Linked DNA regions of Homo sapiens: all the other regions are linked to region 1. Evidence: chromatin contacts called from ENCODE Hi-C data. All regions are on one chromosome and are shown on one strand. Each heading gives the region's core, a stretch centred on a gene start or an enhancer-like site at or near the end of the contact. The rest is flanking DNA. Distances are from core to core; before and after follow the strand shown.

Region 1 (3,343 bases), core at 305-2,804:
CAGGAAGGAAATCACCTAAAAAAGAAACTGTCAGAGAGATTTAATAGTCACATGTTATCATTAGGAGTTGGTTACTGTGTCACATTCATGCTTTTAGCTAAACACTTTAAGATTCAATATTACTTTTTTTCTCTCCTCTGAAATGTGTCCGGTGAAGATGTCCCACTAAGGTAAGTTTGACATGGTGTAAGGGAGTTGAAAGGGGTAAACGCGGATAAAGAGCAGATTACTTGACCCTACATTTTAAGAGAAGACGACGCCTTCCGGGCGCACGCCGAGCAGAACTCCACCGACACCTTATCCTTGTCCACATGGAGACAGACTCCTCCCGCCGAGTCGTCCTCTTCCAGCAGGTCCTGCTTCTGCTTTCCCACCGGCAGAGCGTAGTCGTGGTCACCGGCGGGCGAGTCTCTGAAGAGCGAGGTGGTCAGCCGCAGTCCCACGCCGCTCAGCCGGCTCAGCAAGCGAGCCAGTCCAGTCTCGTTGGCTAAGACTGCCCGTAGGTAGCGACTCTCCTCCTGCAGTGCCTGTACGCGTTTGCCCAGCTCCCGATTCTCGGCCCGCAGCTCCTGGTTCTCGGCTGCCAGACCCCGGACTCGACTCTCCAGCCCCATCACGTACTCCTTCTTCTTCAGTCGATTAAGGCGGGCAGCGGCCGCCGCCGCCTTCCGGGGACTCTTTGTCGCCGCCTGGTTGTTGTCGTTACCGCTGCCGCCACCGCCGCCTCCTCCTGGGGACTTTCTCCGCCTCTTTTCGGCGCTGCCACTGTCACTGCTGCTGCTGCAGCCTCCGATACCGTTTAACAGCCTTTGCAGCAGGTCAGAGAAGCGCTGCATTTCAGCAGCCGCGGCCTCATCGTCATCGTCCCCTCTCCACAGGCCGCCGCTATCCGAGCCTCCGCCAGACGAGGAGAGAGGCCCCGGCGAGCTAAGCCCGGGGTCCAGGTGCCAGTCCGGTTGCCTGGGGTCCAGGAGATCCGCCAGTTCCAGCCCAGACAGAAAGTCCATATCCTCCGTCTCTTCCCCCGGGAGGCTGGCGATCGCCTCCTCCTCCATCTCCTCGGGGGAGGGCGCGCGCACGGCCACGCCGCCGCGGCTCCCCCTCCCGGCTTCCAACTCTCCTTCGTCGCCAAACTGCTGCTTGCGGCCGGGAGATCCGGCCGCCGCCGTCTCCTCCTCCCCCGCTGCAGCCCGGGTCAGGTCAGAGGGCAGCGAACAAGTTGCAGCCGGCTCCGGGCTCTCACTGCGGGTTGGGGAGTTGCTGCCCGAGGCTGCCAGCAGCTTGGTCAGGCTATGCCTCATGAGGGCCAGCGGCGGGCCGCGGTAGGCCCCGGCCGCTAAGAGTGGGCCTCACGGGCCCCAAGGATCCCAGGCCCCAGGGCGGGTAGCCCCCGGCACTGGCCGAAACGAAATGCAGGGAAAGGTCCGAGTCGCCTCCCGCCTCACTTGGCTAGTCGACCCCCCGCGCCAAGGCGCGGGGAGGGACGGGAGAACGAAGCGGTGAGGCCCTGCGATGACTCGACCGCGCCACCCAGACAACGGCGTAGCCGGAAGTCAGTGGTTTTCGCCCCAGTCCCGCCCACCGCGTTTCGCGCGCCACCAGGCCGTAGTGTCGCGAGATTTCAGGGTGCTTTAGAGTGGGAATAATTCCAGCTTTCTAGTGATGTCATAATAACAGCGGCAAAAATAACAAGTCTCTAGATTTATCCACCCTAATTCAATACCACCCAATACCCAGACTCAACAGTTCAACACAACATTTTGCTATATTTGCTTTATCTTTACATAAATGCTTGTAAATTTTTTTTTTGCTGAATCATCCTAAAGTTGCAGATGAGACACCACACCCCTGCGTACTTCAGTGTGCATCTCTAAAAATAAGGACTTTTTTTTCATAATCATAATACTATTACCAAGTCTTCAGAAAATTAACAATCGTTTACTAATACTATTTAATACCTGGGCCATACTAGATGTCCTCAGTTGGATAATGGATATGCTAGTTACCCTAACCTGATCACTACATTCCATATGTATAGAAATATCACTATGTACCCAATGAATATGACAGTTATTATTTGTCAATTAAAAAAAATTAAAACCAAAGCAAAATGAATGTAGAATACAACATTGCTTACAAAAATTGTCTTCAGTTGTTCTTGCCATTTTTGTAAGTAGATGTTTTCACTTGAGCCAAAATCCAATCAGTACTGACTTACTGCATTTGGGTAACAAACAAACAAAAACTCTGACAAATAGAGCCAGGAAAGGCTATGAAGAGAGGGTACTCATGCTTGTATGCCTGAAAACAAAGACTGTAAAAACCACAACGTTGCACAAAGACCATCACGACCTTATACAAAACCTCTGCAAGGATGTCTGCCCAGAAACTGCCTGTCCAACCTTTAACTGACGTCACCCTTGTTATTGACCTTTGTAGCTAAGATAATTAGTTCAAAACAATGTGTAACCATCCTCATTTTTTTTTCCTTTAAAACTCTTTGTCTTCCTTCGTCTTCCTGAATACACACATAGTTTACTATGGCATGCGTTTTCCCACTGAAATGCTCCATTCTCAAAACATGTCTTTTATTTTAGAGACCTTTTCTGTTTGTTATTTAGGTTCACATCCCACAAGGGATTTCAGATTTGAAGCAGTTTACAAATACAGATATTTAGGTTCACATCCCACAAGGGATTTGAGATTTGAAGCAGTTTACAAGTACATTAGAATATAGTAAAACAAAACATTTTGAATTTTTAAAAAGCAAGGCCAATAAAAGATGAACTAGGAAGAGAAGGATTTCTGAAAGGGGAAAAGGTTAATCTTGGAATTGGATGGATGCAATATCTTACTCAGTTGTTTGAATTGGGCTAAAAATTGTTTCCTGACAGCCCAAACAAAAAAAGAGAAATGAATTTTCCTTTGTTCATGAGTAAAATATACATGAATTCTTTAACTGCTCTTCTAGTTCTTAAATCTTAAAGAAACTTCTCTATAGGATACTGAATAATGTAGTAGATATCCTCGAGGATAGCTGCTTCTATACAGTATTTCTTAGAGACACAGAAAGCAAGGTCCAGGGAAGTTGAACACTGACAGGTCCCAAATATTGAGAAACGTGCCTGGTACTGCATAGGCTTCAACAAATATTGAGTGAGTGAGTGAATAAAGTCTACAGTTTTGACTGAAGCCATAACACTAAAGCTCACCTGAATGAAAACAATTATTTCAAGGTGTGAAAAAAGTATGACCTGTGGTATCTAGAAGAATAAATAAAAGGACTCCTTGTCCTGCTTAACATTCCATTAGGAAAGATTTTGCCAAAGTACAAGAGCACACA
Region 2 (3,804 bases), core at 338-2,837, 2.5 Mb before region 1:
GAGAGGCTTATCTGTGTTCCACCGTTTCACGTTCCTTGAGGCACCACGAGTTCCTGCTTCCCTCCCTAGCGCGCTGTAAAGTCACAAGGTTGATAAGCAATTGCTACAAAAGCATGCATTCCCAAGGATGTAAGACATGTGGTGTAACAAATGTAAAAGAATAATTAACTGCCTTTGTTCTTGCTTCTGCAAGTAGGCTTCCTGTAGCACCAAACTCCCGCCACAAATTGCTTAAAAGGTGATTGATCCCTTTGTTCCGGGCTCAGACTTTCTGGACCCCAGTCCGACTGAGCCAGTGATCACCTTAATAATAAAGGGTTGTCCTGAATTCTGTTTGGCCTCTCCCGTCTCTATTTGTCCCGCAACACTAGCAGTATATCCTCAGGCAATTAACTTTTTTTTCCCTTGTTTCTCTCTCTGTAAAAAGGAAGAGGAATACTTATTTTGGCAGGTTATAATAAGAATTGAGTCAAACTCATTTATGTTGGCATAAAAAAATGAACAAGAAAATATAAAGCACTTAGTACAATGCCAGGCAGATCATAGGAACTCAGTAGATGGCAATTGTAATATTACAAAAGGTGATGGAAGTCAAAGACAATTTACTGTACCTCAAGAGAGTAGCGGTAGGATCAGAAGAATTTCCCAAATGTGTTCACAGACCAAAACTGGGGGAAAAGCAGGGTAGTTTCCTGGTAAGACGAACAGCACATGACAAGGCAGAGATATTAAAAAGTAAGGTACGCTTCCAGGACGAGTTCATTATTCCTGAAGGGAGAAGGCAATAAGGGTGGAAAAACTGGGCCGAGAGGGGAATCCAGGTTGGTGATGCCCCTGGAGGGCAGGTAATTCTTACTAATTTCTGTATTTTCTGCTGCTGGCACAAAACGTGACCCATACGTTTGCAACAAATGGTGAAATAATTCATTCCTGTTGTTAAGCAATAGGGTTGTAGAAATATTTGAGCAGTAAACATGCTACAGTGAAAGGATTCTCGGATTTGGAGTCAGGAGACCTGAAGCACTCTTTTGACTAATGACCTGTGTTTTTTTACTGGTTTTACAACTTACCTGCTGCCTGGCCTTACCAAAGTACTGATATATTGAGTCTCTTGACCCATAAAACAGGGGTAACAACTAACAAGCGATTATTAAAGAGTTGGCGCTAGTAAAGTACGCAATAAAAACAGCGGCTGCAGCTGCTAAATTCTCCTTTAGGTCTTTTTCCATACTTGCGAAATGACAGGGCAACAAATTTCCTTCCAACCACCACTGAGAAAGTATACCACGTTTGCCCAAGGACAAAAAGGCCCCGCCCGGCCCGCGCCACACAGGTCACCTACGCAGAATGCAGTCCTGGGGGGTTCCACTTGTGTCGCTCAGCGATGGAGGGCGCGATCGATGACAGGCCACTCCAGAGACGGACCTAGATAGGTTCGCATGAGGCCGAGCCGAATTTCACCAAAAACCAGTTTACACCACCTCCCGATTTGTCCACACGAAAAGCCATGGAATAGCTGAGGGAAAGGAAACCGGAAGTAGCGTGGGCCGTGAGGAACGGGAAATGACCTCAGCACGTCGGAAGTGTACTCGTTTCCAAGGCGACGGCCCTGCTGCCTCTCCAGCCAAGTGGCTGGAGTCGGGAGGCTGGAAAGAGACTCCGAGAAAGTACCAGCGGAAGGCGGCCGCCGCTACGGCGATTCGCAGGGAGTAGCAGACGAAGACGGTGGCCGCCGCACTAGCCACCACGTGTGGAGGATAAACGGTCTACACGGCCATTCCGGCGCCGAGTCTAGGGAAAGAGTTAGCGACGACGGGGAAAGAAAATGTGAAGAGAGCGACCGCCGCTCCAGGGTCGCTGCAGGAAGCCTAAGTGCAGACGCCGGCTTCTCCCGCAGTGACTTGAGAAGGGTCAGTGAAAACCTCGGCCACTGCCGCAGCGTCTCTAGGGAGAGAGTTAGGGGAGATAGTGGCCACAGTCACAGCTGCTCTTGGGAGAGAGTTAGGGGAGACAGCACCTTCTGCAGCAGCGACGTGAATTTTAGTGAAGTTGGAGGCCACCAAACTACCGACTCCAGGGGAACAGCCAGAGAAGACCGAGGCCTCCGCCTCAGTGGTCCTTGGGAGGGAGTCAGTGACATTCGGGACCCGCGAACTAGTGACTTCGGGGATAGAGTCAGTGACGATCGCAGTCGCCGCTTCAGTGGCTCCTGGGAGGGAGGGAGTGTCGAAGGCGGCCACAGCGTTGGTAGTTCTTGGGAGGAAGTAAGTGGAGACCGCGGCTACGCAGCCAGCGACTCCTCTGGTGTGAGCGGCAGTGAAGACGCCAGCTACCGCTTCAGTGGCTTTTGGGAGAGAGAAAGTGAAGACGAAGGTTTCCGCTGCAGCTTCTGGGAGAGAGCAAGAGAGGACCTTGGGCCCCGTCCTAGTGACGACGGAGAAGAGGGCCGCTGCCGCTGCAGTGGCTCGTGGGTGAGAGCAAGTGAAGACCGCCGCAGCATCAGGGGCCTGGACTCAACTCCTCCCCAGAGTCGGAGGTGTTGCGCCATGCCCGGGGTGGCCAATTCAGGCCCCTCCACTTCCTCTAGGGAGACTGCAAACCCCTGTGAGTCAGACTGTCATTGGCCTTCATCTCTGTCGTATTCCTTTTCTCACTTAAGCCCGCAACAGCCTTAGCCCTTTCTGGCATTTCCTTTTCTCAGCCGTCACTCCCCCCTTTCCCTTTTTAATTTATTTTCAGGGGATACCAAAGCTGTTCAGCTCTCCCCTGTTCTGTATTATTTCCGCTTTCTTTCCTTTTTTCCATCCACACTATTCCTCCGAGTCTTCTTGCCCAGCTTGACATCAACTCTTGTTCAGTCTTAATGGACGGACCCTTTTAAGTTCTTCCTTGACTTCCCTGCAGCATTTGACCCTGTGGAGGTGACAAATTAGTACTTACTTAGTTTTCTTCTTTCACTCCATTGAGTGACCCTTTCCCTTACCGTTTTCTTTTCTTCTGCCATCTTCTTAAATGCAGCTTTTACCCCTTGATGATGCCATCATTGGTTCTCTTTTTCTTGTCATTTACTGTGACTTCAGTCCTACTGGTGGCCCTCAAATCGGTTACTCATTCAACCATCCAGTAAATATTTACTGCATATGCCTACTTTGTGCTCCGTCTTAAGGAACTTAAGAAGACAGGCACATTCTTTACCTTCTAGTGAGGAAGATAAATGCTGAGCAAATAATGACAAGTGAGATCAGTGTTATAAAGGACGGTAGAATGCCACTGATTCCAGTAGGGGGTGAGTATGGGTGTCAGAAAAAGCATTCTAATACAGAGACACACGTAACACTGAGACCTGAATTCCGTATCTCTCCTCGGAGCTGCAAACATATATATAGATATCTCCCTTCTGGAAATTTTCCTTGGGTACCTCAAGAGCAGCATGTCCAAAATGTAATTTTATATCTATATATCCTCTCTGTCCTTCAGTGTTTGCTGTCTCAACTAATGGCACCACAGCACTCAGATGATAAAGCCACACACCTTGGAGTTATCTTATTACTTTTCCCTTGTTTCACCCACTGTATCCATTCCAGTTTAGTTCATTCTAATTTTATTAATATTTGTTGAATCTTTCTCCTTTTCTTTTCCCAGTGTTCAGAGTCTCATTTTTTCTGGTCTAGACTATTGTAAACTGTATTCTTACATGATCTACCTACTCTCTCTCTCTCTCTTTTTTTTTTTTTTTTGGAGACGGAGTCTTGCTCTGTCCCCCATGCTGGAGTGCAGTGGCGCGGTCCTCAGCTCACTGCAATC
Region 3 (3,698 bases), core at 1,163-3,662, 2.8 Mb before region 1:
TCAAGGAACTAGGCTCACAGAAGTACTGTAACCTGCCCAAGGTCACAGAGCTAGCAGGGTGGAATCCGGTTCTATCTGACTCCTAAAGCCAAGCTTCAGACCCTTGCACTCTTTCTAATCCCAACCTTTTCCAAATCTTTTCCTATTTTTACACAGGCTTTCAGAAATGCTGAACTGTAAGGATTACTTGTCATTTCACAGAGGATGTACTTTTCCATCAAGACCTGTGGGGGAATGCCTCATGCTGCAGCCAAGCACAAAGGCATCAAGCCCAAAAACCTCTAATTTCACGTTACAGACCATAGAAAGGCTAATCCCCACCCCCACCACAAACTCCTACAACTCCTTTTACAAGCATAGGCTACATACATTCAGTCTTATGGGGAATAGGGACTGTCAACAATTCTTAATAATAGGGCTACAAAATCAGCTCTGAGCTGACCCCTTCTGAGAGGCTGGCTTTTAGGATGGATAACTATCCAATATTTTCTAATAGGTAAAGATATTAAAATTTGTATTTAGGGCTGCCTTGGGGCAAAGGATGACTATCACCGCAGACTAGGTACCAGAGCTGGCATTTAATAATTTGAATTTGAGGGAAGGTCAAGGGAGTTCGGATTGGGGCACCCTCTGGGAGCAGAGGGAGTTGAAGTGACTGTCGTGTCCAATTACAGAAAAGCCTGAATCAAGAGTATGCAGCCAAAACTACTACCAAATTATTGGTAATGGGAGGAGAAAATTTAAACAGAACTGGGATTTGGGACCACCTTCTGGAAGATGTTAGCCAAAAACCGAACAGATCCTAGGCATCAAGGGGTGTGAATTTCGAGGTAGGCTCCGTTGCCCGGGCTCTGAGGGTCAGGGTTCCCGGCGGTTGGGCCTGGGACGGCGAAGCCCCCGCTCCCCCTTACCTTCTGTTGGAAGTAGAGAACCGAATAGTTCTTGGCTACAGCCGGGAGGGATGTGGGGTTGGTTGGCAAGTGTAGGCTGCCGAGGGCCCTTAAGGCCGGCCGGAGGGCTATGGTGGCCCAGGGCGCCAGAAAAGACAGAAGCAGGAGCAGGAGGGCTCGGCGGCCCATGGCTCAGGCTGGAGACTGCAGTGCGGGTGGGAGGGCGAAAAGGAGGCCAGCAGAAGCGCACAGGCTAAGCCCTGCCCAGCCTGCAGCTCCGCCCGCCGCAAAACAGCTCCTCCCAGGGGAAACCCAAAGCCAGCCAGCTCCTCAGAGACGCCGCCCAAGCCAGGTCACCACAGCCACTCCGCCCCCATCCCCGAGGACACCGCCTCCACTCCACTTTCCTCTCGTGCCATCTGCTCCTTAGCACTCACCTTCATTGCGGTCACACCCCAAGTCTGCCCTTATCATGCTAGGGCCTCTTCCTAACTCATCGCTGTAGCCCATGCTTTATCTATAGCGCCCCCGAAGCCCACCTGTCCTTCAGGTCACCCAATATCCCTACCATTATCATCACCACCAAACCCTGCCCTGGCCACCGCAATTCCATTGCGACACCTCCTGCCTTCCGCAAATCCTACGTAACGGCAATAACAGCTACCATGACAATTTATTGAAGGTTCACTACAGGCCAGTGTATCACGAGGCAGGGAGGCACACGCATCATCTCCTCTAACTAAATCGTCACAGCAATCTTGTGCGTCGTATATGATTGTTATTCCCATCTACAGATGTGGAAACTGAGGCTCAGAGAGGTGCGGGAACTTGCACTAGATCACTCAGCAGTGAGCGGAGCACGTCGTCGCAGACCGCTGGGTCCAGGTCCAAAGACTGTGCTCCTTGCACCCACCTCCATCTGGAGCCTAACCACTCCCTATGATACTCCGTTCTTGGGTCACCCCAAAACTGTGTTGCTCGCACAACCCATCCATTACACAGGTCGCCCCGGGTCCACATCGCCCCTAAATCCCGCCAGGTCCCGGTCCCTTCTTTCAAATAACGCCCCCTTTCTTCTCCGGCACCCGAAAACCCACTCCGCGCTCCACCCCCCTCCTGCCTCCTGCCACCGCCCCCTTCCTCCCTCCGCCCGTGGGTAGTGCTAGCCCCTAGGACAGCGCCGGGTCTGGCTTCCAAAGCTCCCTCAACCCTCTTCATCCAGCTTCCATTCCCTCTTTCAGTCACCCCGCCAGACCCCAGGGCGCTGCGGCTCACTCCACACTTTCCCGGGAACCCTACGCCCAGGAGGCTCAGCGAAGCTCCAAAACCAATTTTACGGACTGTACTACTGATCCACCTGTCGGGGAGAAAGACTCTACCCGCAGTTTGACGAAAATGGTCGTTTCCAGATGCTTGTAGGATTTCCTCGCTAAGCTCCACCCTCTGCGGCGCCTTCTTCTGATTGGCTCTGAGTAATCAGAGCCAAAGCGTTACTTCCGGCGGAAAAGGACGCGGGAGATTCGATTGGAAGGCTGCCGGCGTGCTACTGAGTTCGGCCGGTCCGAGTCACTGTGCGTCGCCTGGGCCCGTTCCTGGTCTTCTCCCCCAGGTGAGCTGGGTAAAGGGGTTCTCGGGAAGCCGAAGAGCCGGAGACTCCTAAGGAGGCTCTTAACTTCATTATGAATGAGACCCACCCAGAGCCCGGCGCTTGTTTTTTCACAAGTGGTTCTCTGTAAACGGGCAGCCATGAGGGTAACAGAATATAAACGTCAGTTATTTTATTTTAGACTCAGTGCTTTTGCAATCACCTAACGAACGTTTATTGAACACTTACAGTGCCATCGAGCTAGACTCGGAGTGAGCTTTTAGAATCGGAAATAGAGAGGAAAAGGCGCGACTCTTGCTTCTGTAATGTGCAAATACGTATTCAGTGGGCCACTGTGCAGAGTAGTACGTGCTGAAAGGGGATCTTCCAAAATGCTATGATGGCTTAGAAGGAACATATTTTAACTGAGCCATGTGCTTAAACCAGAGCTTGAAAGTTTTCTTCCTTTTCACATCCAGCCAGTCCCTACCAGCCTCTTGAATATCTCAGATCTGTTCACTTCTCTCCGTTTTTTACTGACATTATTTTGGTTCGACCCTATGACTGCTACATAGCTGTGACAGTAACCCCCCCCTCCCCCGCCGCCCCAGCTGGTTCTCCTGCTTTCAATCTTGCTACCTTCCAGTCCAGTCTCCACATTGCTGGGCTGATAAAGTTCATATTTGACCGAGGCACTCCCCATTGAAAACCTTTCAGTCGCTCCTATTTGCCCTCAGGTTTAAGCCCAAACTCTTTAACATGACTTACAGACTCTTTCCTATCTGACTTTTGCCTGGCTCTTCAGCCCTAGTGGTTTTCCACCGCTCCAGCCATATAGAATGTCTTTTGTGTTCCTGAAGTGCACTATCCTCCTTCTCACCCCAAACCGTCTTCTGACCCTGTCCCTGACCTGGCTAATTCTTAGTCAGTTTGCAAAGCCTTTTAAATCAGAAACCCTTTCCTGACCCCACAGGACTGGATCACAGAGCACCAAGTAATTATTTGTTTATTCTGCAGATAGTTAAATGCTTCTTTCGTCTGTGCCAAGAATTGCTAGGTACTGAGATCCAATGATGAACAAGGTAGATTCCTGTTCTAATGGAACTTACCTTTTATGGATGGAATTAAGGAGAATTTACAAGGAAACTATGTGAATTAGACTGGTCTAAGAAGACCTTTCCAAGGAGTTGATACTGATGCCTAAAAGATGAGCGTGATCCAAC
Region 4 (3,737 bases), core at 670-3,169, 2.4 Mb before region 1:
TTCAAAAGAACAGGCATTAACAGCATATATTCTTACATGCTGGTCTACTAACGTGCTACACTAGTTGCACTAGAATAACTAAGGTCCTTCCATTGGTCAGAGGTCAAGGTTTTCAAATCCCTTGATTATTGACATTATTAGGCAAGTTTAAACTACTTGTATAAAATAAACATTCAATATTTGTTTAGTGAGGAAGGACACAAATCCTACTAGTTGTAAGAAGAGATTTAAGGTTTCTCCAAGAACACTCAGATTCAAGTGGGATAACTTTTATGTTAAAACATTAACATGTACTTATGGTCATTTATTTCCCAGTATGATATACACTTCAAAGTTCATTCTCTAAGAACATTTAATTTTGTTTTCATTTGGATATGTAAAAGTCAACAAAGATGGCAGCTGGATGACTTCCTGGAGTTCAAAAGTGCTACCTCCTTTTTGTAAAATCCATCATAATGTGTATGTATGCTAAACACTCAAATACCTAACAAAAGAGACCTTGTGAATGACCCTGGCAGCTAAACAGCAATCTCACAGATGGAGGATCAACAACTGCAGTTTTGACTGCAGCTGTTACTGGTGTGGATTAAAATGAAACAATGAGCAAAATAGCACAAGTAACAATATGGAGTATAAATAACAGCGTAGAAGTGTTTGGGTACCGAATGGCTCAGCGTACCTGGCACTGAAGATTCAAGAAGGTGAACAGAGATAAGAGGTGCCTATTCGCCTATTTTGTGGACAACCTTAAAACGGTTTAAAAACTGGGAGGGAAGTTAAAAAACTGGGGGTGAAAAACAACGACGACAACAAAAACCTAGCCCTAGAAACATTTCTCTGAATAAAGTTAGATGTCTTCAGGACACCCTGTTAACAGGGGTGCCAACAGGTTGGAAACTTGTGGGTTCCAGTATTCACTTATTTTCCCAAAGTCTACAATGTGACTGAAATGTACTGAGAATTCCAGTGAGAATAAGGCAGACGTGGCCTGAAATTTATGATGCTGTCTACCAAAAACCTGGGCTCGAGGCCAGCACCTAAAAAAACAAAATCAAAATTTGATCAGGCCACAAAAGAAAACAGGACACCCTCAAACACAGATTACCTTACGTTGGCTCCTGACGAGATTACTAGCCTCTTGTCACCAAAAAACGGAAACAACGGCTGAGAAAGAAGCCGGGCGCGAAGCCCAGGCCTTCAAAGGTTCGCTTTAAGAACAGAAAGGCAGTGCTTTCCTCAGTCCTCGCCCCTTGGGGCGAGCTGGGCAAGTCGGGGCAGCAGGCAGCGGCGTCGCCCAGCACAAGGCGTGAATCCGGGAGGAGGGCGTGGCACCTTCTCTTCCCGTTCGCTCGAGCAGGCGCGACCCCACGGGCATCGTCTCCCTAGAGAGCACTCAGGCATCTATGACACGACGCCTTGCCTCACCTCTCCGCAGGGCCGGCGAGAAATGCCCGCGGGGCCTTGAAACCCAACGATCTCCTCTGCCTTGGGAGAGAAAGAGCCGCCAAGCCTGGCGACTATTCATGTCCTCAGAGTTTTCCGGTGGGAGGGAGGCGGAAGACGGGGTAAATCTCGCACAGGCTTTCGGGCAAGGTAGTTCTGGCACCACAGGAATGCTGGGAATTGTAGTTTTCGCTCTGTCACAAGCTCACCTCCCAGCGCAGGCGCCACCGTGGTCCCACGAAACTGGGTCTCTTCACAGACAGACCCACAGTTCGCGAGCATGGCTCAGCGCTGCCCCGCTTCTCCCAGCGCCCCTTCCCGACCTTTGAACGCCTTCACCGCCCTAGGAAAGCGAGATCTTGTCAGAGAACCTTCCGGCGCCTGTTTCCTGGCAGTGGGGCATAGTCCAACAGCTGGCTCCCCCAAGATAGCCAGCGGCCATTACGCGCTTGGGTCGGGGGAGATGGAGTCGCATTTAGCCGCACAGCAGCCTGGAACCTGAAGTTTTCGGCCGCTGAGCGTTCTGGGTGATTGCGTAGTGCGAGGGCCAACGAAACCTTCTGGGAAGTGTAGTCCAGCAAGCCGCTCACTTTTCGTGAGGCGTCACATCCTGCTGCTTCACCCTCTGGTGCACGGGAGGACCAACTATTTCAGTCGGTATGTCCTTTCTTTAGGGAAGCCGAATTCCTCCGTTTCTAGGAGAAATTCCTTGAATTTTCACCATTTATCCTTCTCAGACCTCAGTTACTCAAGACTGCTCCGCATAGTAAAATGCTGAAAGCAACAATGCACAGTAGTTGTATTAAAATGCACTAATACTCATGAATATTCTCTGTAAGTTGTAAAATGGCACACAGTTGTGCGGTGTTAGTGGCTTACTCTCTCAAGATTCTAAACAATTACGGCTAGGTTTCTATCTATATGTATTCAAAGCTTTGTGAGAGTCAACTAAGTAACAAACACCATTTCTAAGGCCCGAAGCACATTGAAAGAACAAAACTTGATTCCCGCCAACAACTGCTTTAACAGACAATTCATGAAGAGGAAATATAAATTGCTATTTAAAACACTGGGATGGCTGGGCGTGGTGGCTCATGCCTGTAATTCCAGCACTTTGGGAGGCCGAGGCGGGCAGATCACCTGAGGTCGGGAGTTCGAGACCAACCTGACCAACGTGGAGAAACCCTGTCTATATTAAAAATACAAAATTAGCCGGGCGTGGTGGCACATGCCTGTAATCCCAGCTACTCAGGAGGCTGAGGTAGGAGAATCGCTTGAATCCTGGAGGCGGAGGTTGCAGTGAGTCGAGATCACACCATTGCACTCCAGCCTGGGCGACAGAGTGAGACTCGATCTAAAAAAAAAAAAAAAAAATTGGGAAAAAAGTTTGATCTTACCAGTTTCAAAATACAAAACGCAAAACCTTAGGGTATATCGAGGTTAGGGGTCCCAATGATCCCAACAGGATGTAAGCATAGTACTCAACAGGTGCTTTTTCAACCCATGCCCCTCTGTCCGTCTCCCCCTTTCCTCATCTAATGATCCTCAATGCCTGTTGTTTCCACGTTTACCATCATATATTCAATGTTTAGCTCCTACTTATAAGTGAGAACATGTGTATTTGGTTTTCTGTTCTTGGCATTAGGTTGCATAGGATAATGGCTCCAGTTCCATCCATGTTGCTACAAAGAGTATAATTTCCTTATTTTTATGGCTGCATTATATTCCATGGTGTATATGTACCACATTTTCTTTATCCAGTCCACTGTTGATGGGCACTTAGGTTGATTTCATGTCCTTGCTATCGTGAATGGCACTACAATGAACATACGGTTGCATGTGTCTTTTTTTTTTTTTTTTTTTTTTTGGCTTGAGGCAGGGTTTTGCTGCGTCACTCAGGCTGGAGTGCAGTCGTGCATGGCTCACTGCAGCCTCAACTTCCTGGGCTTAACTGATCCTCCTGCCTCAGGCTTCCAAGTAGCTGTGACTACAGGTGTGCACTACCACAACTGGCTAATTTTTGCATGTTTTGTAGAGATGGGGTCTTGCCATGTTGCCCAGGCTGGTCCAGAACTCCTGGGCTCAAACTATCCACCCGCCTAGGCCTCCCAAGTGCTGGGATTACAGGCATGAGCTGCGGTGCCCAGCTCTGTGTCTTTTTGATGGCATGAATTATTTTCCTTTGGGTATATACCCAGTAGTGGGATTGCTGGGTTGAATGGTAGTTGTATTTTAAGTTCTTTGAGAAATCTCCAAACTGCTTTCCATAGTGGCTGAACTAGTTTGCATTCCCA

Evidence for each region. Hi-C counts contacts between places; a loop is a spot of excess contacts on that map. Pooled maps may share reads with other maps.
Region 2: a loop to region 1 is called in a map of ascending aorta, with 5 times the contacts of the local background. The contact joins the promoter of ANKRD42 here to the promoter of CREBZF in region 1. A Hi-C loop is called at or near these places in 1 of 168 maps with a recorded cell type or tissue (ascending aorta), 1 of 37 single-sample maps with no recorded cell type and 11 of 50 pooled maps.
Region 3: a map of naive thymus-derived CD4-positive, alpha-beta T cell shows a loop between it and region 1 (29-fold over the local background). The contact joins the promoter of DDIAS here to the promoter of CREBZF in region 1. A Hi-C loop is called at or near these places in 1 of 168 maps with a recorded cell type or tissue (naive thymus-derived CD4-positive, alpha-beta T cell), 1 of 37 single-sample maps with no recorded cell type and 10 of 50 pooled maps.
Region 4: a loop to region 1 is called in a map of sigmoid colon, with 7 times the contacts of the local background. The contact joins the promoter of CCDC90B here to the promoter of CREBZF in region 1. A Hi-C loop is called at or near these places in 2 of 168 maps with a recorded cell type or tissue (OCI-LY7 and sigmoid colon), 4 of 37 single-sample maps with no recorded cell type and 17 of 50 pooled maps.

The regions. Positions count from the first base shown.
Region 1 is chr11:85,663,575-85,666,917 of GRCh38, forward strand. It overlaps CREBZF (CREB/ATF bZIP transcription factor), which reads right to left and starts at 1,555. Exons shown (of 1, transcript NM_001039618.4): 1 at 1-1,555. The coding sequence starts at 1,301. The coding sequence ends at 237. RefSeq lists enhancers at 179-418, 529-818, 1,089-1,138.
Region 2 is chr11:83,192,125-83,195,928 of GRCh38, forward strand. ANKRD42 (ankyrin repeat domain 42) reads left to right here and starts at 1,588. Exons shown (of 11, transcript NM_001300975.2): 1 at 1,588-2,604. The coding sequence starts at 2,547. It overlaps ANKRD42-DT (ANKRD42 divergent transcript), which reads right to left and starts at 1,545. Exons shown (of 3, transcript NR_149009.1): 1 at 1,343-1,545. RefSeq lists enhancers at 1,295-1,514, 1,575-1,684, 2,205-2,564 and a silencer at 1,819-1,997.
Region 3 is chr11:82,899,324-82,903,021 of GRCh38, forward strand. DDIAS (DNA damage induced apoptosis suppressor) reads left to right here and starts at 2,413. Exons shown (of 6, transcript NM_145018.4): 1 at 2,413-2,499. LOC124902602 reads right to left here and starts at 2,732. Exons shown (of 2, transcript XM_047427953.1): 1 at 2,725-2,732; 2 at 1,591-2,358. The coding sequence starts at 2,732. The coding sequence ends at 1,701. It overlaps PRCP (prolylcarboxypeptidase), which reads right to left and starts at 1,107. Exons shown (of 9, transcript NM_005040.4): 1 at 912-1,107. The coding sequence starts at 1,079. RefSeq lists enhancers at 833-882, 1,003-1,062, 1,213-1,312, 1,593-1,642 and silencers at 1,853-1,902, 1,953-2,042.
Region 4 is chr11:83,284,448-83,288,184 of GRCh38, forward strand. CCDC90B (coiled-coil domain containing 90B) reads right to left here and starts at 1,920. Exons shown (of 9, transcript NM_021825.5): 1 at 1,426-1,920. The coding sequence starts at 1,525. It overlaps CCDC90B-AS1 (CCDC90B antisense RNA 1), which reads left to right and starts at 1,673. Exons shown (of 3, transcript NR_186344.1): 1 at 1,673-2,100. RefSeq lists enhancers at 693-1,289, 1,178-1,257, 1,290-1,885, 1,308-1,957.